Regions from separate parts of the Homo sapiens genome. Here all the other regions are linked to region 1. The links are chromatin loops, found by intact Hi-C in ENCODE. Cell type or tissue: OCI-LY7. All regions are shown on one strand. Links, peaks and the distances in the headings refer to the core of each region. The heading gives the core; the rest is flanking DNA. Region 1 overlaps SWAP70 (switching B cell complex subunit SWAP70). Region 2 has its middle 39 kb from the start of WEE1. Region 3 has its middle 24 kb from the start of WEE1.

Region 1 (9,868 bases), core at 2,524-7,523:
CTCGATGCCAGCAACACTCCCTCCAGTTGTGACAACAAAAAATGTCTCCAGACGTTGCCAAATGTCCCCTGGAGGGCAAAATTACCACCAGTTGAGAACCACTGTGATAGAGAAAGAACAGTTTTTTGTTTTTGTTTTTTTGAGACGGAGTCTCCCTCTGTCGCCCAGGCTGGAGTGCAGTGGCATGATCTTGGCTCACTGCAAGCTCCGCCTCCCGGGTTCACGCCATTCTCCTGCCTCAGCCTCCCGAGTAGCTGGGACTACAGGCGCCCGCCACCACGCCTGGCTAATTTTTTTGTATTTTTAGTGGAGACGGCGTTTCACCGTGTTAGCCAGGATGGTCTCGATCTCCTGACCTCATGATCTGCCCGCCTCAGAAAGAACAGTTTTTAAACACACCAACCAGTGTCCTCTCCCTCCCTCCAAGAGGGAAAGATCAGCTTTCCAATATACAATCAAGCTGGCCTGAGTGGGCCCACTTAGTCCACAACAGGCATTTTATCTTGGCAACAATGCAAACCACAACAAACAAACAAAAAGCCACACGGTTTACTCTGGTGAAAGAAAAACTGAAAGGCATAAAAAGAAAACTAAGGAAAACAGAGGTAAGAAAATTTGAAGGTAACAGCAACAATGAATGAGAAATCATCTTTGTAAGTTCCCGTTTGTGAGCTGACACATCAGCCATGGCTTCCCCACATTCGTGACTCAAACACCAAACATGAGGCCACAGCTAACTTCTTGGGGTCTAAACTCCAAACCCAGTGTTTTCAGGAAATGTCCCTAAACCAAAGTCCATCTCATTATATGAAAATACACATAGATACACCCAACTTTACCCCCCACTGTTTTATTAAATCAGACAGTTTAAAGTGTATGTTCTGGTATTTTTAATTTTCTTACTGGGTCCATTTTACTTAAAAAAAAATATAAAACATTTTTAATGTATCTTAGAAAAATTAGCAAAAAATTGAGAAAGTTGAGCATATTACATTGTACAATGTTTTCATACGAATGTTTTAAAATCATAAATATTTGGTTTCCCCTCAACATAGCACATCACAAAAATACATTTCAAAAACTTTTTTCATATATAATTCCTGTAAATGATCATATCCCTACTTATTAAGGAAAACACCTGATGACAAGCACTCAAACACTCTTGAAATTTTCTGTACAGTAATTACAAAAGTAAAACCAAGAGTTCTGTTGGCCCTTTAACAGGTGAAACCATTTTAAATAGTATCAAAATATAATTCCAAATGGGATATACTTAGTTCATTTCTGTGCTATCTTTGATTCACAAGTATCTATCTTAGCCAAAGCACTGTTTAAAAGGATATTGCCTCCTAGACATAGTGCCACTGAAAACCAAGATGTAAATCGGTAACACTATGCATTAAACAGAAAGCTTTTGCACAACCACATATGTAACCGCTTAGTCGTATCAAGGTCCACATGTGACCAGAAAGCAGGCAGTCCTTAGGTGGATGGCCAGGGGCCAGGCAGTGTGAGGTCTCCAAGAACCCAGGGCTAGAGCAGCTAAGCCCCAGGTCATGTTATCAGCTACAGCTGTGGAATAAGCCAGGTTTAAAGAAGGACATTCTGCAAAAGTGCAGGACCTATTTCACAACTTCTAGAAGTAGAAATTCACATATTCCATCATGATCCTCCCCACCATGCAGAGACTATTTGACTCCTAAGGCCACACTGTTTCCATCCCATAGATTTCACAGAGGTGATTAGGTTCTTTGTAGAATACTTTTTCCTCATTCTGGAATGAGGGATACTGGAGTCTTCTGGTGTAATGTGCAGTCAAACCACAGGAAAGGTTCCATTCCTTACCTAAGTCTCGTTGGTCTAATACACCTGCCAGCTACTGAATAAAATGATAATACTGATAAATGGCTGGGCAGAAATCCAACACCCAAATCAGCTGTCAAATTTCAAAGGCACATGATACAAAAATATTTTAGACAATACACTTTATAAAGGCAACTATAAGAAACCGTTAAAGTTACATTTTTATTAAACAGCCAAAAATCTTAAGACAAATACCTACAGACCATTTCTTCATTGGCAAATATTTTCCAGTCATAAAAGGTGATAATTTATGGGATTATATTCCAGTTTCCTCTCATGTAAATAAATACATACACTGAATCTCTAATACCACTCTCTCTAGATGTATACATCTATTTGGAATTGCTTTCTTAGTATGCACTCAGCAAGCACTAGCATAAGAACACCTGAGGTTCTCTGTCCTCATTTAATACCTGTAAGAGAAAAGGACTTTATTCTACTGAATTCTGCCCTTTTTTTGCAACAACTGAATTATCCCCATATTTATTTACAATTTTAAGCTTGATTGCTGTCCACGGAGTTACTGTTGCTTCTCAATTATAACTAGTGTTAGAAGGCTTGATTTCATAAATGTTCTTTTTAATCCAAAGATAGATCATATATGAAAACCTTCCTCAATACTCCTTTCAAATCAGATGCATATAAACTATGATCCCAATTTCCCTGTTAGACGTATTTCTGTTGGATATTTCCTCCGTTGTCACCACAGAGGAAGGGAAAAAGCAGAAAAGCTGCCCACCTAACAAAGGCTAACATAATGGCTAGGCTAATATATTGACATGCTATCATCTTTATGATGTTTTGAATCTAACTAGCAGACATACAGTCAACTTCCTGTTGACCATGTGCATCTAATCTGCTTTCTTAATTATACAAATAATTTTTATTTCAAATTAGCTTCTTTCTACTACTCAGTATAATCCTCTCACAGCCTGGCATATACTTGGTAGCACATCATTCACTAGAGAGAGTACGAGAGAAAATTAGGTTGACAATATGGGGCAAAGGGGTAGTCTCCTTTAAGGTGAGGGGAAAGGAGATGGGAATGAAACATGCCAAGTGTATGATGGTTAGGGAAAGAAATATCTTAGTAGAAGCTAGAAAACCTCTACTAACAGGATCACATTCCAAAAGGGCAACCAGGAAATGGCAATGACTCCATGACTTCTCTGTCAGAGCACCAATGGTCAAAGGCATTCCATGTCAAGTGTCAGGAAATGGAAAGCGAACCGGCCAATCTAGTTTAACAGCACATACTCGGAAAAGGAAACACGCTGCCAAAGGAAAGAGCTGACATCCAGTCCACAGAGGTTCTGAGTACCCAGTGGCAGTGAGCCCCTCCAAACTCTGCAGAGCTGACTGTGCTGTCTGCACCCTGCCTCATTTGGGGAAGAATCTGAGAGAGCTAAAAGACAAATTTCAGAAGGTGATGTTTTCAAAGAAAGAGTAAACAAACAGCTTGACAATGTTGACTTTTTTTTTCTTTTCAGGTAACCCTTGTTTGCAGGAAGATAAATAAGAAGGCTTCCTTAGGATACTGACCCACTTAGAGAGGCACAGAAGGAAGAAGAGTTAAAAGCAGCAAAGCCGGGTTTTTTTGTTTTGTTTTGTTTTGTTTTGTTTTGAGATGGAGTCTCACTCTGTTGCCCAAGCTGGAGTACAACGGCATGATCTCAGCTCGCTGCAACCTCCGCCTCCCACGTTCAAGTGATTCTCCTGCCTCAGCCTCCCAAGTAGCTGGGATTACAGGCGCCCGCCACCACGCTCAGCTAATTTTTTTTGTATTTTTAGTAGAGACAGGGTTTCACCAGGTTGGCCAGGCTGCTCTTGAACTCCTGACCTCAGGTGATCCACCCGCCTCGGCCTCCCAAAGTGCTGGGATTACAGGCGTGAGCCACCACGCCCGGCCCCCAAAGCTGTTTCTTTTGTCTTTAGCGTAAAGCTCTCCTGCCATGCAGTATCTACATAACTGACGTGACTGCCAGCAAGCTCAGTCACTCCGTGGTCTTTTTCTCTTTCCAGTTCTTCTCTCTCTCTTCAAGTTCTGCCTCAGTGAAAGCTGCAGGTCCCCAGTTAGTGATCAGGTGAGGGTTCTTTGAACCTAAGAGGCAAACATGCTTTAAATACAGGAAGTATTATATTCTTCAGGATACCCCATCATTTTTCTACAGACAAAATAGTAACTTCCCTACTTTATTTCTTCTTTGAGGAACATGCATAAATGTCATACCAGCTAAAACAATTAGAAGATGTATACCAAGGGGATTAACTGGGCCCTCTTACCTATTAGGGGATAAGATTTTCAAGAGAAATTTATCCTGAACAGCTTGGTTTTTTTACATTTGGGCTAAAAAAGTTTCTTTAGTACAATTCAAATACACAAGTGAAACAGAAAAATAAATTTAAAAATAAATATATGGGCAGGGCGTGGTGGCTCACGCCTGTAATTCCAGGACTTTGGGAGGCTGAGGCGGGCGGATCACGAGGTCAGGAGATCAAGACCATCCTGGTTAACACGGTGAAACCCCGTCTCTACTAAAAATACAAAAAATTAGCCGGTCGTGGTGGCGGGCACCTGTAGTCCCAGCTACTTGGGAGGTTAAGGCAGGAGAATGGCATGAACCCAGGAGGCGGAGCTTGCAGTGAGCCAAGATCGCACCACTGCACTCCATCCAGCCTGGGCGACAGAGCGAGACTCCATCTCAAAATAAATAAATTAATTAAATAAAATAAAAATGAAAAATAAAAATAAATATATGATTACTTCATAGAGTCTGTTACCTGGTTCTATCAGTCGAATTAATCCTTCATGATGGGCCACTTTGTCCTTCCAGCTCTTGGTCTTATTAGTTGCCATCTCCAGCTTCTTTTTAACTTCCTGAAACAAAAGTGGATTTTGGACTATGCAGACACACGGGTAGTTTAAGAACCAAATCACAACTATTGGGCCCTTACTATGTATTTGTGAATTATCTCATTAAATCCTCTCATAGCCCATTCTAAGAAGTGGGAACTACTATTACCCCATTGTACAGAGTGAAAACGGGTTCAGAGAAGGTCAGTAACCTGCCGAGAGTCACACAGCAGGAAATGGTAGAGCCAGAATTGGAACCCAGGCTGTCTGATTCCAAAGCCTATTCTTCCACCATCTGCATACGAATTACAATGGGTGTATGGCCCTGTGTGCCAGTTACAGTTTACTGCCTCTCCACTCCAAATCCACCCTGAACTGTCCTGCTGGTGAAACTAAAATAATTCTCCTCACTAGCTGGCAGCATAAAGCTTTGTCAGTAGAGGGTGCTGAAGGGACACGAGGAGGGAGGGACTTTTCTTCTAGGTTCCACTCAGCGGCTCCTGTGGCACTCAGAACACCCACAGTGCTCACCACCAGTGAGTTTCTGTAGCACCTCCCTGTGGGCAGCTTTTGCCGGTGGCCTCCCAGTGAGCTTTGCTGGCACAGCACCTCAACAAACTTTTCTGCCATCTGTGCACCCTCTCCATGGAGGTATGGATCACAACACTGGGGTTAAGGGGCAAGAAGCAAAGAATGCTCTTCCAGATCCACTCCCTCCCTGGTGCTCTGCCTCAGTTTTCGAGGCAGTGGCTGCTCCCTACGTCTGCTGTTCCTGCATTCTCAAAGCCTTCTTTACAACACAGTAGGTAATCTCCTATGACAGTTAATAATGTTTTATATTAAACTTTCCCTGTTCAAATTACTGTGCAGTTTCTGTCTCTGATGGATGTATAATATATCTTATCTCCTGTAAAAACTCCCTCTTTTTTCTTTCTTACAGCTAAGCAAGATTCTTACTACAGCTTCATATTGGCAGCTAAGCAAATAATTCTATTATTGAGAAATGTTTTTCAAAAATTTAAATATACAAGTTTGCAGGGCCAAGTCTCATTACCTCGTACTGCTCAAGTGCTTGCTTCCGTTCTAACTCAAGCTGCTCCAGCTGCTCCATGGCCTCCTGCAGGGCCTGTTCCTTCAGGACACGCTGATTCTCCAACTCCTGCTTCTCCGCCTCGGTTGTCTGAATGGCCTGCTGCTGCTCCAAGTGCCACTTTTCTAGTTCAGCCCTCTTGGAAGACTCTTCCTCCAACAACCTACAATGTGGAGGAAAGCTCCAGATCAAATCCTGCCCAGGTCACCACCCTGACCCAGCAGACGAGGGAAGCATTTTAGACAAGAGAATATTTGAGGTCGTCTAATCCCCCTTTCATTCCACCAGGAGGAAAGCAGGAGCCAGAGAAGCTCATATTCACAAAGCTGGTAAAGCAGCCTATATGTCCTGCTCTAAGCTCTCTCAGTTTCACCCGTTTGTGAAATAAAAAATAACATTTATCCAGAGTTTAATGTGTGCCAGGAACTGGCCTAAGAGTCAAGTGTATTTTCTCAATTAATCCTCACAGTAAATTTAGGTGCTGCTACTCATATTTTAGAGATGGTGCAAGTGAGACACAAAGGTTCAGTGGCCTGTACTAGGATCATCCACCTGCCAGGTGGCAGGGCCAAGATTTGAAGTTTGCCTGGTTGCTACAACATGAAAACATTTTCATCTAGTAAAAACCTGTTACCATGGAAAAAGCTGATAATGAAGATGAAGAAAGGAGTGAACGCAGACAGAATAGAGATACTATTTATTGAACAATTGCTACATGCCAGGCCCTTGCCTCCATTATTGCTAATCCCCTGACAATCCTGAAAGGTATTGTCCCTACATTACAGATGAAGCAATGAAAAACCAAAGGGTTTAAAAGTATGTTGCACAGGTTATAATGGATTTTAACCCAGGTCTGTGTGACTCCAAAATAACAGGAATACCTATCTGGGAATACCCAGCTATGTAGTTGTTTAAATAAACTAACAAACAGCCAAAACCTGCATTAAAGTGTATATAGTGTCGTTCGATGCCAGCCAAGGACAGGATACATATCTAGTGGCTTGAGCAACAATATTATGGTAACAAAGTCAAGTCACATGACTGGTCAGTTACTACTACCTGCCAGCATCTGCTCTTATAAAACTAACAACAAAGGAATAAAGTAACAGACTATACCAACACCAATTTCCAAATTCCCTCTACAACTTCCTGCAAGGTTGTTATTCAACTCAGCTCCAATACTCTAGGTGATGGGCTACCACTCGTTGCCTCACAAATTGGGCCAGTTTATTTATGGGCAGCTTCAATTCTTACGAAGTTTTTTCTTATACTAAGATGAGTTCTCCCATCCACTACCCTAGTTCCACAAAGGAAGTATCTACTCCCTCTTCCCTGTGATAGCCCTTTCGCAACTGGAAGGCAGCTTTGTTGCCTGTTGAGAACATCCTTCTCCAAGAAGACCACCTCCAGCCTTAACTAATGGGACCCAGCTTCCAGACTCAATATCCTTCTTTGGAGACACTGAGGTCTCCTCAGATGTCTCTTGGAGTTTGATGTACACAACAGAACACGACACTACAGATGTGGTCTGACCAGTGCAGAGTTTATTCACTCAGTTGATGTGTATTTTTTATGTGCCTTCTACGTGCTTTTCTAGGCACTGGGGATATAAGAATGAACAAGACTGGATGGGTCTGTTTTTTCATTCTAGTGGTAAAAGTATGGAGGGGGAATGGACATTTCCAGGTGCTTAGGCTGCCCAGCCTCTGAACTCCTTCATGTGTCTAGGGGAACTGCCATAGTAGAAGACTTGATGGAAGGTAGGGCTCATTTCCCGCTATAGAATCCACAGGCCAGACACCTGCCCTCCCACCCCTTGGCAGCTAGGGTATGGTGGAGGCACAAGCTGGGCTTGGCTATGTAGATGCTCCTTCTGGAACTTTGACTCTGAAGCACCTGGCACAAAGAAGCAGAGCCAGTAGAGAATTCATCTTGCCGGTGGCAGTAATATGCAGTGTTGAGTGACAGCAGGAGCGATGGCACTGCTGATGCCTGGTACCAACATGGGCGCCAGCGGCATCCTCACTGGACTCTTCCCATGGCCTGGCTTGGGCTGTAGTTGGGGCTGCTCATCCCCCTGTGATTCCTGCCTGTGTTCAAGGCCTGGTCACCTGCCTTTCTGTGGAACTGGCAAACTATTTAAGAAACTTTCAACAAATTGTTTTATTGCTTTAGCTAATACAAGGTGGTTTCTGTGGTTCGCAAGTAAGACTCCTGACTAAAGACTTCAGTGCCTCACTCTTTTTCTGTGTATCGGCTTCCTCATTTATCAAAAAAGGAATAGAAACTACACCTACCATCAAAGGTTTATTAGTGTATTAAATGCGATAATGCACATAAGGTGTTTACATGCCTACCACACAGCAAGTACTGGTAGGTAACAGCTCATATTATAGAGGGACAATTATCTCATTTGCTCTGGACACTTCACATTCATTAAGGCTGCCTAAGAGTGTATAGGGTTTTGGCAACCACATTTCAGGGAAATGAAACTGTAGAACTTTTCAAATGAATTTCTATAAAGCCAAGTCTCCTGGATCCTGTACTTGTTCTTTTGATATGTTAAATTAGCTTCTTGGTCTAAAATCATCATTCTAGCCTGTCAACATCTTTTTTCTGAATGCTTATTTTTACATTCCACACATTATATATCTTCCCCGTCTGCAAATGAGATAAAGGAACAGAAAGCAACACACTCGGAGTGACTCCCAAATGCTAGGCATTACTCTAAAACACTCTGCATGCATCATTTCATTTCATCCTCACAACAACTGTATAAAGTTGGCCATTCTCTCAAGTTACACAGCTAAAAGTACCAGAGCCAGGAATCAAACCGTGGCCTCATTCCAGAGCCCAGTCTCTAACCTTCAAATATATGAAAAGTATTATATCAAATGTAAGAGGGACTGTTGTTCCATGTGGTCCCATTGGATCCATTCATTCATTCAAAAAAATTTCCCTGGGTACTTACTGTGTGCCAGGTACGAGTTGCTGGGAATACAGACACGACTAAGGTGTACTCCAGGGTGTTACAGATCCAAAGTGGGTAAGAGTTACAACAGGACAGATTATGGCTCAGCCTCAAGAACTTTCCAATAACTCGATTTTTCTTAATTTTTTCTTTTTTGTTTTTTTCTTTTTTGAGACAGGCTGGAGTACAGTGGTGCAATCTCAGCTCACTGCAACCTCTACCTCCTGGATTCAAGTGTCTCAGCCTCCCGAGTAGCTGGGATTATAGGCATGCACCACCACGCCCAGCTAATTTTTGTATTTTTAGTAGAGACAGGGTTTCACCATGCTGGCCAGGCTGGTCTCAAACTCCGAGCCTCAAGGGATCCGCCCGCCTCAGCCTCCCAAAGTGCTGGGATTAGAGCGTGAGCCACCATGTCCGGCCAATAACTTGAGTATTCTACATTTTAAATGAACAGTTTTCTTCTGAGTTCTCATTCAGAAGTGGCTAGATCACCTTCAGGATTACACATAAAAAAATAAACTTCATAGCAGAAAGGGTGACTATAGTCAATCATAATTTAATTGTACATTTAAAACTAACTAAAACAGTATAGTGGACTGTTTGTAAGACTAAGGATAAATGCTTGAGGTGATGGATACCCCATTTACCCTGATGTGATTATTACACATTGTATGCCTGTATCAAAATATCTCATGTACCTCACAAATATAAACACCTACTGTGTACCCACAAAAATTAAAAGTTAATAAAAAACTTCAATCGTAATTTTTAAAATTACAAGATCTGGCCAGGTGCAGTGGCTCAAGCCTGTAATCCCAGCACTTTGGGAGGCCGAGGCGGGTGGATCACGAGGTCAGGAGATCAAGACCATCCCGGCTAACACGGTTAAACCCCGTCTCTACTAAAAATACAAAAAATTAGCTGGGCGTGGTGGCAGGCGCCTGTAGTCCCAGCTGCTCAGGAGGCTGAGGCAGGAGAATGGCTTGAACCTGGGAGGCAGAGCTTGCAGTGAGCCGAGATCACGCCACTACACTCCAGTCTGGGTGACAGAGCGAGACTCCGTCTCAAAAAAAAAAAAAAAATTACA
Region 2 (9,868 bases), core at 2,028-7,027, 210 kb after region 1:
GTCCACCCATCCTGAAAGAAAACATTGCTACAGAGTGAGACTCCGTCTCAAAAAAAAAAAAAAAAAAAAAGTTGCTGAAAACCAATCCTACTTTTCCACTTCAAACCTAACATTGGAGCCTAAATTCAAACTACTTTATTATAATCAACTTATATGAGCCTTATATTTAAGAACTGTAGTTCAAATTTGATGACCAAAGATAGAAAATCTTTTTCAAACTGTTATTTGCTTGAGGTGGAGGGCTTGTCATTTTATTTCTTTAAAACAAATAATAATTTTATTTACTCAAAAACAGATCAGGCCGGGCGCAGTGGCTTACGCCTGTAATCCTAACACTTTGGAAGGCTAAGGTGGGAGGATCATTTGGGCCCAGGAGTTTGAGACCAGCCTGAGCAAGATGGTGAGACCTTGTCTCTAAAAAAATTTTAAAAATTAGCCTGGCATGGTGGCATGAACCTGTGGTCCCAGCTATTCAGGAGGCTGGGGGAAGATCACTTGAGCCCAGGAGGTGGAGGCTGCAGTGAGCCGGGTTTGTGCCACTGCACTTCAGCCTGGGTGACGGAGTGAGATCCTGTGTCAAAAAACCCATCTCTATGAAAAATACAAAAATTAGTCAGATGTGGTGGCATGTGCCTGTAGTCCCAGCTACTCCAGAGGCTGAGGCAGGAGAACCGCTTGAACCTGGGAGGTGGAGGTTGCAGTGAGCTGAGATCACGCCACTGCACTACAGCCTGGGCAACAGAGAAAGACTCTGTCTCAAAAACAAACAAACAAACAAAAAATAAGCTGGGCATGTTAGTGTGCACCTATAGTCCCAGCTACTTAGGTGGCTGAGCCAGAGGATTGCTTGAGCCCGGGAGGTCAAGGCTGCAGTGATCTATGATCAAGCCACTGCACTCCAGCCTGGGTTATAGAGCAAGAAGACACTGTCTCTAATCAAAAATAAAAATAAAATAAGATTCACAGCTTCTGGGGATTAGAATATGGACATATTTGGTGGGGGCATTATTCAGCCTACTACACCTTGCACCCAAGAGCAACTTACCCAGCAGCTTCCCACACAGTGCTGAGCTCCAGAAGAGCCTGGGGCAGCACGACTTTTCCCATGATTTATCTAAACAGCTCTCCATTAGGCTGTTTTCAAACTTTTGCTATTATGAGCAATGCTGCTCATATATCCTTAGAATACAGTATTAGAAGAAGAATTGCCAAATTAAAGGATATATGCAATTTAAATCTATTTTTGGCCGGGTGCAGTGGCTCACATCTATAATCCCAGCACTTTGGGAGACCGAGCTGGGAGGATCAATTGAGCCCAGCAGGTTTTGAGACCAGCTTGCCAACATGGTGAAACGCCATCTCTACCAAATATACAACAACAACAAAAAAAATTTAGCAGAGCTTGGTGGCACGTACCAGTAGTCCCAGCTACTCAGGAGGCTGAGATGGTAGGATGGTTTGAGCGCAGGAGGCAGAGGTTGCAGTGAGCCCAGATCACGCCATTATGCTGCAGCCTGGGAGACAGAGCCTGACCCTGTCTCAGACAAAACAATCATTTTCCTGGTCAGGCATGGTGGCTCAAACCTGTGATCCCAGCATTTTGGGAAGCTGAGGCAGGAGGATGGCTTGAGCCCAGGATTTCGAGACCAAATACAAAAATTAGCTCGGTGTGATGGCAAATGCCTGTAATCCCATCTACTTGGGAGGCTGAGGCAGGAGAATCACTTGAACCTGGGAAGTGGAGGTTGCAGTGAGTGGAGATTGCACCACTGCACTCCAGCCTGGGCAACAGAGCGAGATTCCGTCTAAAAAAAAAAAAAAAAAAAGAAAATTTAAAAATCAGTTGGGTGTGGTTGTTTGTACCTATAGTCCCAGCCACTCAGGAGGATGAGGTGGGGAAATCACTTGAACTTGGGAGGTTGAGGCTGCAGGGAGCCGTGATCGCACCACTGCACTCCAACCTGGGCAATAAACTGTCTCAAAAAAACAAAACAAAACAAAAACCTATTTTCCTGCATCTTTGCCAACAACATTATCAACTTTTTTGATATTTACCGATTCTATGGGTGAAAAATGGGATTTCATATAAGTTTTTTCTTTTTTCTTTTTTTTTTTTTTTTGAGATGGAGTCTCGCTTTGTCACCCAGGCTGGAGTGCAGTGGCACCATCTCGGCTCACTGCAAGCTCCACCTCCCAGGTTCATGCCATTCTCCTGCCTCAGCCTCCCGAGTAGCTGGGACTACAGGCACCTGCCACCACGCCCGACTAATTTTTTTGTATTTTTAGTAGAGACAGGGTTTCACCGTGTTAGCCAGGATGGTCTCGATCTCCTGACCTCGTGATCTGCCCACCTTGGCCTCCCAAAGTGCTGGGATTACAGGCGTGAGCCACTGCAGCCAGCCCAGTATAGGTTTTTTAAACTTTAAAAAACTTTTTGAAATAATTTTGGTATAGTTTTAATATTAATTTATCTTATTATAAGTGAGGTTATGCATTTTTTGATATGTTTAAACTGCCATTTCTATATCTTTCCTGTGATTTATTGGTCCCTCATGCAACACTGTGTATCTGAAGACATAGTCAACAGCGGCAGGCCAGGCACGGTGGCTCACGCCTGTAATCCCAACACTTTGAGAGGCCAAGGTGGGAAGATCACTTGAGGCCAGGAGTTTGAGACCAGTCTGGCCAACACGGCAAAACCTCGTCTCTACTAAAAATACAAAAATTAGCCGGGCATGGTGGCGCACGCCTGTAGTTCCAGCTACTCGGGAGGTTGAGGCATAAGAATCACTTGAACCCAGGAGGCAAAGGTTGCAGTGAGCAGAGATTGCACCACTGCACCCCAGCCTGTCTCAAATAAAAATAAAAATTAACAGTGGCAATCAGGCAAAAAAGTAGTGTCATAGGATTAAAATAAAATAAAATAAAACAAACAAAAAAAAGCTCCTCTGAAGGGTAGAGAATTCAGGGGCAGGAGGAGAGAGGAGTCATGGTAGGAATAAGACCCCTTGAATAAGACCCCTTGCTACCAGGCTGGATTTCAGTAACTCTGAGTCCTGTGGAGTTTTGCTGGGATAAACATAGCCACAGTTTAGCAAGTCTGGGGGCCAGGAGAGGTGATCAAGGCAGAGTCAATCCTCAAGAACAATGTCAGAGCCCACTTATTAGACTTGGGTCCAAGGGCAGGGCAGCAATGGGGCTTCTATCCCAAGTTCTTGGACAAGAATTTGGCATTTATCCTATAAGTTTGGCATTTATTCCAAAATTTCTTGTCCAAGAACTTGGGATAGAATCTATTGACAGCCTATTGTCTCCAGTCATGGTTGACACTGGAGCCCTGGACAGGGCTCTGCCTGTGGATGAGCAAGTGACTTTCCCTGTGGGGATGAAGGAAGGTGACCATGTAGACCTTCTCCTAAGACTGTAGAAGGCATGCAGAACGGCAAATACGGCAGCAGCCTGGCCTCACCTTAAGACTGGGTTTAAGAGTGTGGAATGGGCCGGGTGCAGTGGCTCATGCCTGTAATCCCAGCACTTTGGGAGGCCGAGGCAGGTGGATCACCTGAGGTCAGGAGTTCGAGACAGCCTAGCCAACATGGTGAAACCCTGTCTCTACTAAAAATACAAAAAATTAGGGGGTCATGGTGGCAGGCGCCTATAGTCCTAGCTACTCAGGAGGCTGAGGCAGGAGAATCGCTTGAACCCAGGAGGCGGAGGTTGCAGTGAGCCGAGATCGTGCCACTGTACTCCAGCCTGGGCAACAGGAGCGAAACTCCATCTCAAAAACAAACAGAAAAAAAAAAAAAGACCGGGACTGGTGGCTCATGCCTGTAATCCCAGCACTTTGGGAGGCTGAGGCAGGTGGATCACCTGAGGTCAGGAGTTCAAGACCAGCCTGGCCAACACGGTGAAGCCCCATCTCTACGAATAATACAAAAATTAGCTGGGCGTGGTGGCACATGCCTGTATTCCCAGCTACTCAGGAGGCTGAGGCAGGAGAATTGCTGGAACCTGGGAGGCAGAGGTTACAGTGAGCCGAGATCGTGCCACTGCACTTCCAGCCTGGGCAACACAGCGAGACTCCATCTCAAAAACAAAACAAAGAGTGTGGAATGTTGCTAGGAATGAGTGGCTGGGGCCGGAGACTCCTTAGGCCTGGCAGAGATTTGCCCTGGAAGTGCCTGTGTGAGAATGATTAGTTCTCAGCACCTTCTTGTCACAGGATTGCAACTGGCGTCTCAGGAAGCCAAATCTGAGCTACTCCTGGAAGTATCATCTTGGTCAACACTGGCTATAAAACCAAAAGAGGCTGCCAGATTGTGCAAGGAGACAAAACTAGTCTGGTGAGGGCATTTCCTCTTTAGTGATGTCCCAATGGCCTGAGGCTGTCAGGGTTCTTCTCATCACTTGCCTTGTTTTGACTGCCCCCATCAAGGCACAGCTGGCTCATTTGTCCCAGAAGGAAATGGTGAAGCAAGCAGATGGATTGCTCCCTGGACCTCCACAGCGCCTCCTGCTGGTGGTGGACCCCAAGGCCCACCATCCTGCCTTTAATTCATTAACCAGCTGCTTTTCTTTTTGGCTTTGAAATACCCAAAGGTTCCACCAGCTTTCCAACAGTGAAGCCCACCTTTGTAAAAAAAAAAAGAAGCGCTCCCATTTTTCTGTTGCCCCTGCTTTTTCGGTTAAAAGAACATGAAGCAATTTCAGGATATTAGAAAAGCCCTAAGGCAGTGGGGAAACATGCCTAATGAGTTTTAGCTGAATAAAACATCAGGTGAGTGTGGGAGCTGCCCTCAAGCGGGACCTACTGTGCTCCTAGGGCCCTCATCAGCACAAAAGCCCTGTCACTGGCTTGGAGTAAAGATTTCCTATTTAAAAAGATAAGCCAAACCCCTTGGGGCAGCAGAGATTTTTTTTTTTTTTTTTTTTACCACTTTGGGTTTTCTTTAGAATTTGCAGAATTTGTGTGAAGGGCACTGGCACTGAGTCTGCACCCAGATTAGAGCTGTTTTCCACATCCCTTTCCTAGGCTGGGGGGCTTTGGGGCAGATTAGTGATTAGGCTTGTGGGGGGCTTCTGTGTGCTGTGACCTGTGCGTGCCAGGGAACCCCTGCAGCAGTGAGGCAAAGTGGGAAGAAATCTGGAATTGACATTAGAGCTGGAATCTCATTTTCTTTCATCTTGTAAACCAAAACATGACCATGGCAGATCTCAACTGATTCAAAGTTTATTTTGCCAAGGCTGAGGACGTGCCTGGGAAAAAGAAACCCAAGTCACAATACGATCTGTGACCCGTGTTTTTCCAAAGAGGATTTGGGGAACTTCAATATTTCAAGAGGTGTAAACCAAAAAGTATCTGAGATAGGTAACAATTAATTTAGAAATTTATGTTGCCAGCGTTAAGGACGTGCACTTGGGAGACAGGTCTGTGCCTTTCTCCAAATATGGTTTTGAGGGCTTCAATATTTAAAAGTGGGAAAAGCAGGCTGGAGGGGAAAGACGGAGGGTATGGTCACATGACTGAATCCACATGTTGCAAGAGAAAAGGAGCAGGTAGGGGAATAGTCAATTATATATTCATCTTTGTAGCAGCTAAGGTGAACATAGAGTAGCTCTGTGGAGATACTTAACTTTTTATCTGTAGCTACTTGCTTAGGAACAAAAGGAAAAGTAACTTCTTGGATAATTCAGCTTTCAGCTTAATATTTTTCTTTTGGCATAGTGAAATTAGGGTCCCAAGTTTTTATTTTCCTTTCACAGAGGAAAGGGCAAGCAGGAGGGGAAGGGAAAAAAAAAAAAGGAGGGTGGGTAGGCAATGAGGCAAGTGGTTACATTCTTGTGAGGCTCCGGTTAGAGTTCAGTGAGTCTATGTTTTACATGTAAAAAGAAAGGGGTAGAGGAAAAGTCAATTATGCATTAGTCTCATGCTCAGTCAATCTACATTTTTTATAAGATAAGGTGAGCATGTGAAATTACAGCTCTTTGGGAACAAAAGAAAGGCCGTATTTTTGTTTTATTTTTGCTTTTTTGTTTGCATGACTCAGTTCCCAAGCTTTGGCCTAGTGAATTTGAGGTCCCAAGATTCTATTTTTGTTTCACAGTCTGAATGCAGAAAAGTGAGCAGAAAAAGCTTTTGCCAGGCAATTTTAACTATTCATGCAATTATCCTGAATTTTGAGCATTCTTCATTCTCAGCAAGATTTTCTGTCCTTGCAGTTTAGCCGTGCTCTAGAAGCAAAACGAAACTCCTGCATGGAGAATTGAGGAATCTCTCTGTACATCTCAAGCCACGTGAGTTTGGAACTGGAGGGAACAGCTAGAGGTGCCCTGCTACTCTGCAAGACCTCCAGGAGTTACCGGGAAATTTAAATCCCCAGCTGTCTTAAAGGAGCCCATAATCTAACAAGAGATAATATATTCCCAAAACACAGGTCACACATCTGCAGCAAAAACAGAAGGGCTAATAGAAGCGCACGCCTCAGCAGGACAGGCTACATAATCTGTGCGGCTCCGTGCAAAAATGAAAATACGCAACCTCTTGGTCAAAAGACAGGAAAAACTTGCTTTTAAAGGTACACATAAAGCCAGACACAAAAAGACAAATATAATATGAGGCGCCTACAACAGTCAAATTTATAGAGACAGAAAATAGAATGGTGGCTGGGCACGGTGGCTCACGCCTGTAATCCTAGCACTTTGTGAGGCCAAGGCAAGCAGATCACTTGAGGTCAGGAGTTCAAGACTAGCCTGGCCAACATGGCAAAACCCCGTCTCTATTAAAAATACAAAAGTTAGCCGGGCATGGTGGCACGTGCCTGTAGTCCCAGCTACTTGGGAGGCTGAGACAGGAGAATCGCATGAACCCAGGAGGGGGAGGTTGCAGTGAGCCGAGATCATGCCACTGTACTCTAGCCGAGATCATGCCACTGTACTCTAGCCTGGGTGACAGAGCAAGACCCTGTCTGAAAAAAATAAAAATAAAATAAAATAAAATAAAATGGTGGTTGTCAGGAACTGGAATGAGGAAGGATGTGGAATTATTGTTTAATGGGTACAATTTCAGTTTGGGGAGATGAAAAAGTTCTGGAGATGGATGGTGGTGATGGTTGCACAACAATGTGAATGTACAGTTGTCCTGCAGTATTGGAGGGGGATTCGTTCTAGGATTCATCAAGGACACCAAAATCCATGGATTCTCAAGTCCCTGATAATAAATGGTATAGTATTTGCATATAACCTACACACATCCTCCTGCATACTTTAATTCATCTCTAGATTACTTATAATACCCAATACAATGCCTACACATCATTCTTATGAATTCAACATAGTACTTGGTACCTTGCAAATTCAAGGCTTGCTTTTTGGAACTTAGTCTTTTTTTCCCTGAATATATTTTTTCTTTTTTTTGTAGAGACAGGGTCTCACTATGTTGCCCAGGCTGGCCTTGAACTTCTGGCCTCAAGTGATCCTCCTGCCTAGGTCTCCCAAAGTGCTGGGATTACAGGTGTCAGCCACCACACCAGCCTTTTTCCTGAATATTTTCGATCCATGGTTGGTTGACTCCATGGATGTGGAACCCAGGGATGTGGAACTGATGGATACAGAGGGTTGACTAAGTACCACTGCACACTCAAAAATAGTTAAAATGGTATATTTTATGTATATTTTATTACATACACAAAATGGTAGACATAAGCTTTTTCCTTCTTTTATAGTCTTTCTCTTGACTTGTCATGGTGCTTATTTGCTACTTAATGTCATTCTAAGAAAAACTACAGGACGGGCTCAGTGGCTCACACATGTAATCCCAGCACTTTGGGAGGCCGAGGCAGGTGGATCACCTGAGGTCAGGAGTTCGAGACCAGCCTGGTCAAATAGTGAAACCCTGTCTCTACAAAAATACCAAAAATTAGCCGGGCATGATGGCGGGTACCTGTAATCCCACTTACTCGGGAGGCTGAAGCGGGAGAATCACTTGAATCCAGGAGGCGGAGGTTACAGTGAGCCGAGATCGCGCCATTGCACTCCAGCCTGAGCAACAGAGCAAGACTCTGTCTCAAAAAAAGAAAAGAAAAACGACAAATTAAAAATTTTGGCATGCATTTTACCCTCCACTTTTATATCATACAATGCCAATTTTAAATGTGAATATCAGAATATTTATCTCATATTTGGAATCACTGAAATTATACAATTTGAATTTTGTGGTTCATCCCAGAAGGGTTATCTCCTGCTGGTTCAAAGGCACAACAAACACAAGCCAGGCTCAGGAAAGTTGGAAGGAGGAAGAGAGGATTCCTCCAGGCACAGAGCCTGCTGAGAAAGCCTCCAGGGCAGGGGACCTCACAGATGCCTGTGGGCAGGTGCTCTGTTGGGTCTGACAGGTTCCAGGTTCCCTTTCCTCCAGGTGTCTCCCCTTCCCACAGGCCTGCCACCTCAGCCTACAGCAAATGGGCTACCAGTGTCTTTAAAACTCAGAACTGGGACACTGTCAGTAAAGGGCTGGGCAAAAGTCTTGCCCCTTTCAAGGCTCAACTAAGGCTGATTGTCCACCAGGAGCACTGTGGTGCTGCCAGCCTGGAGTGGGGATGGCCACCACCACGCCCCAACCCTCCCTGAACTGGGATCAGACTCCTGCCAAGGTTAGAGGGTGGCAGCAGTTGCAGGGTGAGGGCAAGGAGGGAGAGGCCAGGTGGGGCAGTGGTGGTGAGAGCACTTCCAGGGAGGCAGCAGCCGGTGGAGCTGTGTGTAAGCTCAGGCGCTAAGCCCCCAGCACATGCTTTGTTGATGCATGAGACTTCATTTACAAAACACACACAAAGATAGACATCAAGACCGCAGCCGGGCGGGCGCAGTGGTTCATGCCTGTAATTCCGGTACTTTGGGAGGTGGATCACTTGAGCTCAAGAGTTTGAGAACAGCTTGGTCAACATGGTGAAACCCTATCTCTACCAAAAATACAAAAATTAGCTGGGCATGGTGGTGAGCACCTGTGGTCCCAGCTACTTGGGAGGCTGAAGTGAGAGGATAGCTGGGGCCCAGGAGGAGGTTGCAGTGAGCCCTGACCACGCCACTGCACTCAAGCCTAGGTGACAGAGCGAGACCCTGTCTCAAAAATAAATAAACAAAAAGAATTTCAAGACTGCAACCACAGTCCATTAAACCCCAAATCCAGGGCCCTTCTGAGTGCACTTTCTTGTTCAAACTGTACTGATCACATGCCCATGCAGGCGTGTCCTGTCCCTCAGGCAGAAGGGGAGTATTTGGCTGGAGTATTCCTTGAAAGCGTCATCCCTGAAGGAAACCTAGGTACAGAAAGTGCTTATCATGCAGGAGGCTGAGGCAGCTTTTCTCCCCTTCCAACACGCTCCCTTTTCCTCTTCGACACTAGACTTCAGCTCTGCCCCCTTCTTTTTCACATCCCACTCCTCGCTCGCTGCTGAGGTCTACCAATAGTTGACTAGTCTATAATCTTATCTGAGCCAGGAAATACTGGACGGTAAACTCCTTGGGTTGATAAATGGAGTCCAGTCAGTTTCAGCACTGAGACCACAGTTTCCCAAGTTGCTTACCTAGCCCCAGGGCTGTCACACGGGAAGGCAAGCAGCAAGCAAGAGACACTGTACAAAGTTAGTTTGCCCTGAAGGCCTGGGGGTGGGTAGGAGGGGAAGGAGAGATCTGGCTCTCTGGGCAGCTGTCACCTCTAGAGAATTAAGAAAGCCTCGTCCCTCCCTTAACTCTAAGTTCTTTTGAGTTCAGACTAGGGCACATTTTCTTTGTAGTGGCCTCAAGCTTTGTCTGGGGCAAAGCAGGGTGGTTTTTTTGGACGGAGAGGTTTTCCTTGAGCACTGTCTGGATCAAA
Region 3 (9,868 bases), core at 3,187-8,186, 150 kb after region 1:
GATCTCTTTTCTTATTATGCCCAAAGGGAGAGCCTTGAAGTCTTCTGGAAGGGAAACATCTACAGATGTAAATCTGCACGTGCTCCGTAAGAAGACTGGAGGTTGAGGAAGGGTTTCCTTCTAAGATCTGGTGCAGCCGGGAGTGGTGGCTCACGCCTGTAATCCCAGCACTTTGGGAGGCCAAGGCAGGCGGATCTCTTGAGCCCAGGAGTTCAAGATCAGCCTGGCCACTATGGCAAAACCTCATCTCTACAAAAATACTAAAATTAGCCGGGCACAGTAACTCCGGTAATCCCAGCTATTCAGGAGGCTGAGGCAGGAGAATCGCTTGAACCCAGGAGGCAGAGGTTGCAGTGAGTCAGGACCGCACCACTGCACTCCAGCCTGGGTGACCAGAGTAGAACCCTGTCTCAAAAAAAAAAAAAAAAAACCAAAAACCAAAAAACAAGCAAACAAACAAAAAAACCTAGTGCAGAAGAATAGGTGAGGGGAAGGGGCATTTGTGTTGCAGACTCCCCACGTGGGTCTGGGTCCCTCCCCGGGTGAGGGTATTTTCTGCCCCCCTAGATGTGTGAGCCAATGTGTGTGTGTGTGTGTGTGTGTGTGCGTGTGTGTATGTGGTCATGCATGAGCCTGTGTGACAGACCAACTGCATGCAACTGACAAGTGGGCAGCTGAGAGTGGGCAGTGATTGTCCCAGGCCCTTCCCACTCACTCCAGGTGCAAGCCGGGATCCAAGCCTTCTGCCTCTGGCTTGCAATTGAATTTGACATCTGCACTGGCCCTTGCTGCTCCCTAAGGTTTGAGCTCTTATTCACCTTCTGGCCACTTTGGTTAGCATCTCCTCCTCTAGTTTCAGCTTTCACATTAAACCGCAAACCCAGCCTGTGGGAAAGTCCTCCAGTCAACCTCACACCAGCAACACTCTTGGGGCTCAGCAGGAAATATGCATACTACTTCCTGTCGGGGAGGGAGCTAGATTCTTCCTGGTGCTGTCTGGACACCAAAGAGTAAGAAAGATAGAGAAGCAGCTGCTCTGCCAAAGGGGAAGAAATGCTCAGCTCCGAAGTACAGCTCTGCCCTCCACCACCAGCCTCCAGCTCTGTCTCTGCTGGGGCCACTCAGCATTCGGGAACCAAGAGATAGGAAGGGACCCAAGGGGACCTGTGGGTGGTAATGCTCAAGACTCAGGCACAAGGGCCTGGGCACAGAGGAGGCAGCACCAGGAACACTGGAGACAGGGGGATGGTGCAGGGGACATGAGGGACAGTGCCTAGATCAAGCCTGCTGAAGGAGCAGACGGCAGAGCTGGTGTTGCAGCAAGAGCAGCTGCTCTGGGCCCTTGCCAGAAGAAGATGGGGCTCCGAAGAGGACAGCATTGCAATGGTGACACAAGTCCTTCTCTTCTTTTCTTCCCAGGGTTGTTGTGACTCATTCCTTGATGGAAAAAGCCTAAGCTCTCTTATATACATTCCTTTCATTTGCTCATTCATCAATATTTTCAGCTTTGGTCTGAACAAGAATAAACAGAAATTCATATTTTTCAGAAGTTTGCTTATTGCAGAATTGAAACCCAGCAATGGAAAACATGAATCTGGCAGTGAAACTGGCTTCACTGGCAGTGAAACACACTATGCTCTTGCCACCCTAATAACCTGCACAGCTGCATTCCTCTGGGCCTTGTTCATGATGATGGATCCCGCTACCTAGGAAACCCTTCTGCCTCATCCACTTAGCAAACTCTTATCCATCTTTCAAGCCCTAGATGAGGTGTCGCCTCTCCTGCGAACAGCAATACCCAGCTCTTTATCCCGTGGATTCATTGCTTACCATTTGGTCCCCATAGTGACCTATGCTTGCCACAAAAGGACATTATTTTATTGTATATGGTTAGTTGTTTCTGCCTAATACCTCCACTACACTGTGTACAATGGAGAAGGAAGAAGGATTATCTTGTTTGTATTTGTATCTGTGTCTAGCACTAGCTAGTAACTGCTCAGCATTCAGGTACCAGGAGAAAGAAGGGGACCTGGGGTTGACATTGCCCAAGTCTCAGGCACAGAGGCCTGGGCACAGAGGAGACAGCACCAGAACACTGGGAGCAGGAGGATGGCGCAGGAGACATGAGGGTGCAAGGACTAGCACAGTGCAAGTCCTTAAAGTAAATGTTGCTGCACATGGTGGCTCACACCTGCAATCCCAGCACTTTGGGAGGCCAAGGTGGGCAGATGGCTTGAGCTCAGGACTTTGAGACCAGCCTAGACAACAATCCCGTTTCTACAAACAAACAAAAATTAGCTAAGCATGGTGACAGAAGCCTGTAGTCCCAGCTAGTTGGGAGGATGAGGTGTGAAGATGGCTTGAACCCGGGAGGTGGAGGTTGCAGTGAGCCGAGATCGTGCCACTGCACTCTAGCCTGGGCAACAGAGTGAGACTCTGTCTCAAAAAATAAAAATAAAAATTTTAAAAAAATGTTGATTGAAAAAAATGAACCAAAAAATTGAATCAGCAAAGTAAACGTAAGTGCCATTTCCCTGTATGCTCTGGTCCCTTCAGTGTCGAAGCCAGGAATCTAATTGGGAAGCATGTGGTGGAGCCAGGTCCTCTGTCTTCCCCAGCTTCAGTATTTTGCTCCATCTTTTAACGAGGAAGCTTAAGGCTGCGTGTGGTGGCTCATGCCTGTAATCCCAGCACTTTGGGAGGCCGAGGCAGGAGGATTGTTTGAGCCTAGGAGTGTGAGGCCAGCCGGGGCAACACAGCAAGACCCCATCTCTACAAAAAATTTTAAAATTAGCTAGACATAGTGGTGCATGCCTGTAGTCCTAGCTACTCTGGAGGCTGAGGCAGGAGGATAGCTTGAGCCTAGGAGTTCGAGGCTACAGTGAGCCGTGATTGTGCCACTGCACTCCAGTCTGAGTGACAGAGTGAGGCCCTATCTCCAAATAATAATAATAATAATAAAGACTGAGGAGCCTTGAAATACAACTTTTTCCCAATTTCAAATACAAATTTAAGACTCCTTATGGGTTTTTTTTTTAGATGGAGTCTCACTTTGTCACCCAGGCTGGAGTGCAGTGGTGTGATCTCGGCTCACTGCAACCTCCACCTCCTCGGTTCAAGTGATTCTCCTGCCTTTGCCTCCTGAGTAGCTGGGATTACAGGCATGCACCATCATGCCCAGCTAATTTTTGCATTTTTAGTAGAGATGGGGTTTCACCACATTGGTCAGGCTGGTCTCGAACTCCTGACCTCGTGATCCGCCCACCTTGGCCTCCCGAAGTGCTGGGATTACAGGCATGAGCCACCGTGCCTGGCCTGCCTCATGAGCTTTTATCTCCATTTTCACTCCCCAAGAATGGGTTGTTCGATACTCGTAGCAATAGTGTGTGACAAACAGGAAAAAAAACTGCACATTTTATTGTCCAAATCACCTGGCTGCATAGGTCTCTTTAATTGTTAGTGGAACTATGGGATGTCTAATCCTGTTCAATGGAAGTCAAGGTCTAGCAGTAAAATTCTTTCTGGAACTGCTGTGCCTGGTGCTTTGCACCAAGTAAGCCACTAGAAAATTAATGCTATAAGTACATATAACGAGGAAAGTGAGGCAGGCCAGGAAGAGACGCTGCGGGGTCTGCTGCTATCACATGCCATTCTTGACACAGCAGAAACCTCAACCAAGGAATGAACCTGGAGACCCTCAGATCTTTGCAATCCTCAGTCATGCTGTTAGGGAAGGAGAATCAGAGTGACATCATTTTAAAATCAATTCCATCTTTTTTTTTTTTTTTAATTGAGACAGAGTCTCACTCTGTCACCCAGAGTACAGTGGCACAATCTGGAGTGCAGTGGCACGATCTCAGCTCACTGTAACCTCTGCCTCCCGGGTTCAAGCGATTCTCCTGCCTCCTGAGTAGCTGGGATTACAGGCATATGCCACCATGCCTGGCTAATTTTTGTAGTTTTAGTAGCAATGAGGTTTCACCATGTTGGCCAGTCTGGTCTTGAACCCCTGACCTCAGGTGATCCACCCACCTTGGCCTTCCAAAATGCTGGGATTACAGGCGTGAGCCACCGTGCCTGGCCTAAACTCCATCTTAAAACTAGCCAAGGCACATTCCTTGCCACTCACGACCCATGATCACAAGCTGTTTACAGTTGAGGAAACAGCTTAAAGATACCTGCAACGACATACTCCTACAACAACTAGAAGTCCAGATGTCTCAATACCCATAACAATATATGCTTTCAAGATAATTATAATGGCCAGATGCAGTGGCTCATGCCTGTAATCCCAGCATTTTGGGAGGCCAAGGCGGGAGCATTCCTTGAGCCCAAGAGTTTGAGACTAGCCTGGGCAACATAGCGAGACCCCATCTACGAAAGTAAACAAAAATTAGCCAGGCATGGTGGTGTGCACCTGTGGTCCCAGCTACTCAGGAGGCTGAGGTGGGAGGATCACTTGAGCCCAGGAGGTGAAGGTTGCAGCGAGCTGAGATTGTGCCACTGCATTCCCAGGCTGGGTGAGAGAATGAGACCCTGTCCCCCAAAAAAAAAAAAAAAAAAAAAAACCCAAAATATAATTATAGTTATACTTTGAGGTACTTACACACTAGAATGTCAAGGACAGCTTTCTTTAAATCAACAGAATAATAAATTTTGTGATGCTGCAACCTACTCTCATGTAGACACATCTTAGCCTAGCTTTTATGTAGACAAGACCTCTATATAAGAAAAACTTAAAGATGAGGTGTTCCTCCTCTTGCCTTCTGAGGATGTTCTAGTCTGTAACAGTAGCTTTCTTTTTCTTTTGAGATGGAGGCTCGCTCTGTCACCAGGCTGGAGTACAGTGGCACAATCTCAGCTCACTTCAACCTCTGCCTCCTGGGTTCAACCAATTCTCCTGTCTCAGCCTCCCAAGTAGCTGGGACTATAGGCGCATGCCACCACGCCCGGCTAATTTTTGTATTTTTTAGTAGAAACAGGGTTTCACCATATTGGTCAGGCTGGTCTCGAACTTCTGACCTCAGATGATCCACCTGCCTCAGCCTCCCAAAGTGCTGGGATCACAGGCATGAGCCACCGCTCCCAGCCGACAGTAGCTTTCAATAAACTATCTCTTCTCACTGCACTCTGTGAACTCACTTTGAATTCCTTCCTACACAAGATCTAAGAACCCTCTCTTGGGGTCTGGATCAAGACCCATTTTTCTGGCAACAATACAGTATCTAGATGATTTAACTCATGGCTACAAGTTTAGAAAAATATGTTGCATTAGGCAAGCTCTTTTCATTTCAAGCAACTGACTCACCTTAAAATAGCTTAAGCCAAAAGAGGAATATGTATAGGCTCATAGAACCCAACCAAGATTGGCTTCAGGGACTCCGATGTTCTCAGATCTTGCCCTCCTCATTTCTCAATTCTGCTTCTGTGTTGGTTCATTCACTTCACCTGCAAATCAGCTTTTGCTATGCAGCTTGGCCTCCTTATCTTTGCCAGCAACGGGAGCATCTGCAAGGTTCCAGGAGAAACTCCATTTGGTCCAGCCCAGATCATATAGGTGCCCCTGTATTCAAGGGAGTGGTGCCCATTATTAGAAATTTGTGGGGGCAGTAGAGGATGATTATTGGACAAATCTTTGCAAGCCAGGTGACTTGCTCAATTTCTATTGACTGCATATGTTAATAACTTTTTGTTTGTTTGTTTGTTTGTGTCTGTGTGTGTGAGAGACAGGGTATTGCTCTGACATCCAGGCTGGAGTGCAGATCTTGGCTCACTGCAACTGCCGCCTCCTGGGCTCAGGTGATCCTCCCAACCTCAGCCTCCCAAGTAGCTGAGACTACAGGTGCATGCCATCACGCCTGGCTAATTTTTGTATTTTTAGTAGAGATGGGGGTTTCACTATGTTGCCCAAGCTAGTCTTGAACTCTTGAGCTCGAGTTTTTTTTTGAGATGGAGTTTCGCTCTTATTGTCCAGGCTGGAGTGCAATGGCATCATCTCAGCTCACTGCAACCTCCACCTCCAGGGTTCAAGCGATTCTCCTGCCTCAGTCTCCACAGTAGCTGGGATTACAGGCATGCACCACCATGCCCAGCTAATTTTGTATTTTGAGTAGAGACGGGGGTTTCTCCATGTTGGTCAGGCTGGTCTCAAACTCCCGACCTCAGGTGATCCGCTCACCTTGGCCTCCCAGAGTGCTGGGATTACAGGCGTAAGCCACGGCGCCCGGCCCCGGCCTCAAATATTTTTTAAAAGGAAAAAAGAGTGGGAAAGCTTCAGTAATCCCACCAGTCACGTAAATGACAGCTGTTGTTGGCCTTCATTCTTTTAATGCTTTAACAACAATCCCATGTGTACAATTTTGTTTGCTGTTTTTTTTCTTACTTTATTATAACACATAAATTTCTCTAATCATAAAAACTTCTTGAAACGCTGCTTTAAATATCTATATAGTATACTCTAAAGACTCACCCAGGCTGGAGTGCAGTGGCATATTCTCAGCTCACCGAAACCTACAGCTCCCAGGTTCAGGTGATTCTTCTGTCTCAGCCTCCCAAGTAGCTGGAATTACAGCACCTGCCACCACACCTGGCTAATTTTTGTATTTTTAGTAGAGGCGGGATTTCACCATGTTGGCCAGGCTGGCCTTGAACTCCTGACCTCAAATGATCCACCCATCTCGGCCTCCCAAAGTGCTGGGATTACAGGCGTGAGCCACCGCTCCTGGCCCTCTGAAGACTTTTAGCCACTTCATCCAGAAGGAAAGAAGGCAGCAGCAGCAGAGTGAGGAGGCATTCCTTCTATACATGTGCCTCTGTCCTCAGTCCCCTGAGGCACTTTCAGTTCCTGGGACACAATTCCAACTTCAGAGGAGAGAGCATTAAACTGGAATTCCCCTCCCCATTTCCTGCACTTCCCAAAACTTGTCTCATTCACACTTATTCTTCCTCCGCTCCAAACTCAGAGAACTTGCTACAAATTTGGCTAGTGGTTCAGCCAAACACTTTAGGTTTGAATCCTGATGCTGTAGCTTCGTATCCTGATGCTGTAGCTTTGTAATTGGGGAAACATTTTACCTCTCTTAAAAACCATTTGAAAAATGGGGATTTTGTCACAGAGTTCTTATGAGGATTAAATGTCATTATGTATGTAAAACACTTAGCACGTAGATGATAAATAATACCAAAATCAGCAAAACCCAGGCCAGGTGCAGTGGCTCGCACCTGTAATCCTAGCACTTTGGGAGGCCTAGTCGGGCAGATCACTTGAGCCCAGGAGTTTGAGACCAGCCTGGGCAACATGGCAAAACCCTGGCTCTACCAAAAATACACAAATTAGCCAGGAGTGGTAGTGCACACTTGTGTCGCCAGCTACTTGAAAGACTGAGGCAGGAAGATCATTTGAGCCTGGGAGGTCGAGCCTGTGGTGAGCCAAAATTGGGCCACTGTACTCCAGTCTGGGCTACAAAGTGAGACCCTATCTCAGCAAAACAAAACAAAACAAAACACCCCAGCAAAACCCAAAGAAGATTCCCCTCTAATTATAGCTCTCTCCTCCCTTCCCCTTCTCTTTCAGCCATGCTTCTTGCAAATGATCTGTGCTTGCTATCTCTATTTCCTCATCTCCCATTTACATCTCAACCCATTGTAATCTGGCTGTTTCCCCTGTACTGACACCGCTCACCAAATATCTTCTAATGAACTCTAGATACCTTCACAGAGCTTTGAGTCATTGTTCAATCTTTTCTGTATTAGTCACAGTTAATCAATTTCTCCTTCAAAATTCTCTTATTCTCTGTCAGATTCCATCCAGTTTTCCTAATTCTCAGCCTGCACCTTCTTACTCTCCTTTGCTGCCTGAACACTGTCTTTTAACTCAGGGGTTCTCAACCCCTGAATTAATGGCAAAACCCCCATGGTACCAGTTCGTGCCCTGTTAGGAACCGGGCCGCACAGCGGGAGGTGAGCAGCGGGCAAGCCAGAGAAGCTTCATCTGTATTTACAGCTGCTCCCGATTGCTTGCATTATCACCTGAGCTCCACCTCCCATCAGATCAGCCGTGGCATTAGATTCTCCTAGGAGCACGAACTCTACTGTGAACTGCACAAGCGAGGGCTCTAGGTTGCATGCTTCTTGTAAAAACCTAATCCGTGATGATGTGTCACTGTCTCTCATCACCCCAAGACAGGACCATCTAGTTGCAGGAAAACAAGGTCAGGGCTCCCACTGACTTACATTATGGTGAGTTGTATAATTATTTCATTACATATTATAATGTAATAATAATAGAAATAAAGTGCACAATAAATGTAATGTGCTTGAATCACCTTGAAACCATTCCCCTGCAACACCCCAACCCCAGTGAAAAAATTACCTTCCACAAAACCGGTCCCTGGTGCCCAAAAGATTGGAGATCGCCTCTTTAATTAGTATTTGTCTTCAACCTTCATATGTCTAGAAAAAGCATGATTCTTTGCTATGAGATCTGAGTTGGAATTCTGACTCTGCTACCTACTAAATTGATTTCCTAAATTATTTTACTCCCTTGAGCCTTCATACTCTCACCTGCAAAAAAGTTCCTCCTCTCCTGGATAATCATCCTAAATTGAATTGTATACCAAACCTATATTTCCAAGCTGGGTGCGGTGGCTCACACCTGTAATCCCAGCACTTTGGGAGGCTGAGGTGGGCAGATCACAAGGTCAGGAGTTCCAGACAAGCCTGGCCAACATAGTGAAACCTTGTCTCTACTAAAAATACAAAAATCAGCCGGGCATGGTGGCGGGTGCCTGTAGTCCCAGCTACTTGGGAGGCTGAGGCAGGAGAATTGCTTGAACCCAGCAGGTGGAGGTTGTGGTGAGCCAAGATTGCGCCACTGCACTGGAGCCTGGGCAACAGATCAAGACCCCGTCTCAAAAACAAAAAAACAAAATCAAGCAAAAAAACCCTGTATTTCCCATTGGCATAATGAATTAGTAAGCATAAATTGGAATTCCAGGCCTGGAAACCTATTTCATGCCACAACTATGTCAAAAATCAGAACAAGTATATGCTCTTCAAAATGTTTATTAACCATATAAAACTAAACAATGTGAACTGTGATGTAAATGTTCCTTTGAGGTATTTTTCTTCATGGGCTGGACTGGCCGAAGTTTCTTTGACTCTTAGTTTAATGAAGTTTGGACACAACATGCCATCTTTTCCTGGTGAATCTTCCTAGGGCATACATAGATATTTTTCCTTACTCCAGAGACCTTTGAATTTGCACTGAAAATTAGGGTCATCTGCCACAAAGGAAAAAAAAAGTTCAGTAATGTTCAGATGAATGCCTCTCAAAAGTTTTTGAATGCTAAATGTTGGGAGAGGGACAGTTGCAATGACGTCTTATTCTTCCATTTTTATAAAAATCTACTTTGCTGAGCTTCCGAGAAATGTCTAGCAATATTATCAGTTTGCAAGAGAAATTTCTAGATTCACTTACTCTGCAGTGTCTCTCAGTTTCAGTGATGCTTTTTACAGTTATACAAATACCTTCAAAAATACTGAATGAGGCAGTTGCCTCCAGATTCCTAGTTCCAGGCTTCACTTAAGATTTACATAATATCCAAAACACTTCCAAAATTCTTTTTTGATCTATCCTCCTTGTTGATTGCTTTAATTGGCCTTTGCAAATTTCACAAATAAAGATACCTTAAGAAAGCAACAAATTCTGTAGCAAGCCGACTCAGAAAAAAAAATGCAACAATTTATTTGCTCTGTTGGTCAAAAGTCAGTGAGATGCTTTGTAAAGATGAATTGGGGAAGAAGGAAAATTACTCTATTGTCAGGATGCTGCTGCTTAAGAACTGGGAGACAGCCTGGAGCATCCCAG

The links. Hi-C counts contacts between places; a loop is a spot of excess contacts. Peaks named below come from ENCODE experiments on the same cell type or tissue, not always from the same donor. Only the 100,000 strongest peaks of a DNase experiment are listed, where the experiment ranks them.
Region 2: a loop joins it to region 1, with 6 times the contacts of the local background. A loop is called at or near these places in 47 of 110 quality-filtered maps.
Region 3: a loop joins it to region 1, with 5 times the contacts of the local background. A loop is called at or near these places in 3 of 110 quality-filtered maps.

The regions. Positions count from the first base shown.
Region 1 is chr11:9,743,960-9,753,827 of GRCh38, reverse strand. SWAP70 (switching B cell complex subunit SWAP70) reads right to left here. Exons shown (of 12, transcript NM_015055.4): 10 at 5,772-5,970; 11 at 4,645-4,741; 12 at 835-3,964. The coding sequence ends at 3,858. Among named protein-coding and RNA genes, the nearest start is that of SBF2-AS1, 9.4 kb to the left of the region's middle. RefSeq lists a silencer at 8,120-8,169 and an enhancer at 8,360-8,409. In OCI-LY7, for the core only: a CTCF peak has its summit at 5,176 (motif pointing right); DNase peaks (open chromatin) are centred at 5,197, 5,797 and 6,357; H3K4me3 peaks cover 2,319 bases; H3K27ac peaks cover 2,785 bases.
Region 2 is chr11:9,529,928-9,539,795 of GRCh38, reverse strand. No RefSeq gene overlaps it. Among named protein-coding and RNA genes, the nearest start is that of WEE1, 39 kb to the left of the region's middle. RefSeq lists an enhancer at 9,414-9,868. In OCI-LY7, for the core only: CTCF peaks have their summits at 4,305 and 4,526 (motif pointing left); a DNase peak (open chromatin) is centred at 4,505.
Region 3 is chr11:9,592,638-9,602,505 of GRCh38, reverse strand. No RefSeq gene overlaps it. Among named protein-coding and RNA genes, the nearest start is that of WEE1, 24 kb to the right of the region's middle. RefSeq lists enhancers at 1,092-1,321, 1,382-1,551, 1,211-1,764, 5,276-5,335, 5,446-5,525 and 1 more and silencers at 5,766-5,835, 5,996-6,045. In OCI-LY7, for the core only: no CTCF peak of the experiment used is centred there; DNase peaks (open chromatin) are centred at 5,385, 5,865, 7,405 and 8,045; H3K4me3 peaks cover 3,583 bases; H3K27ac peaks cover 5,000 bases.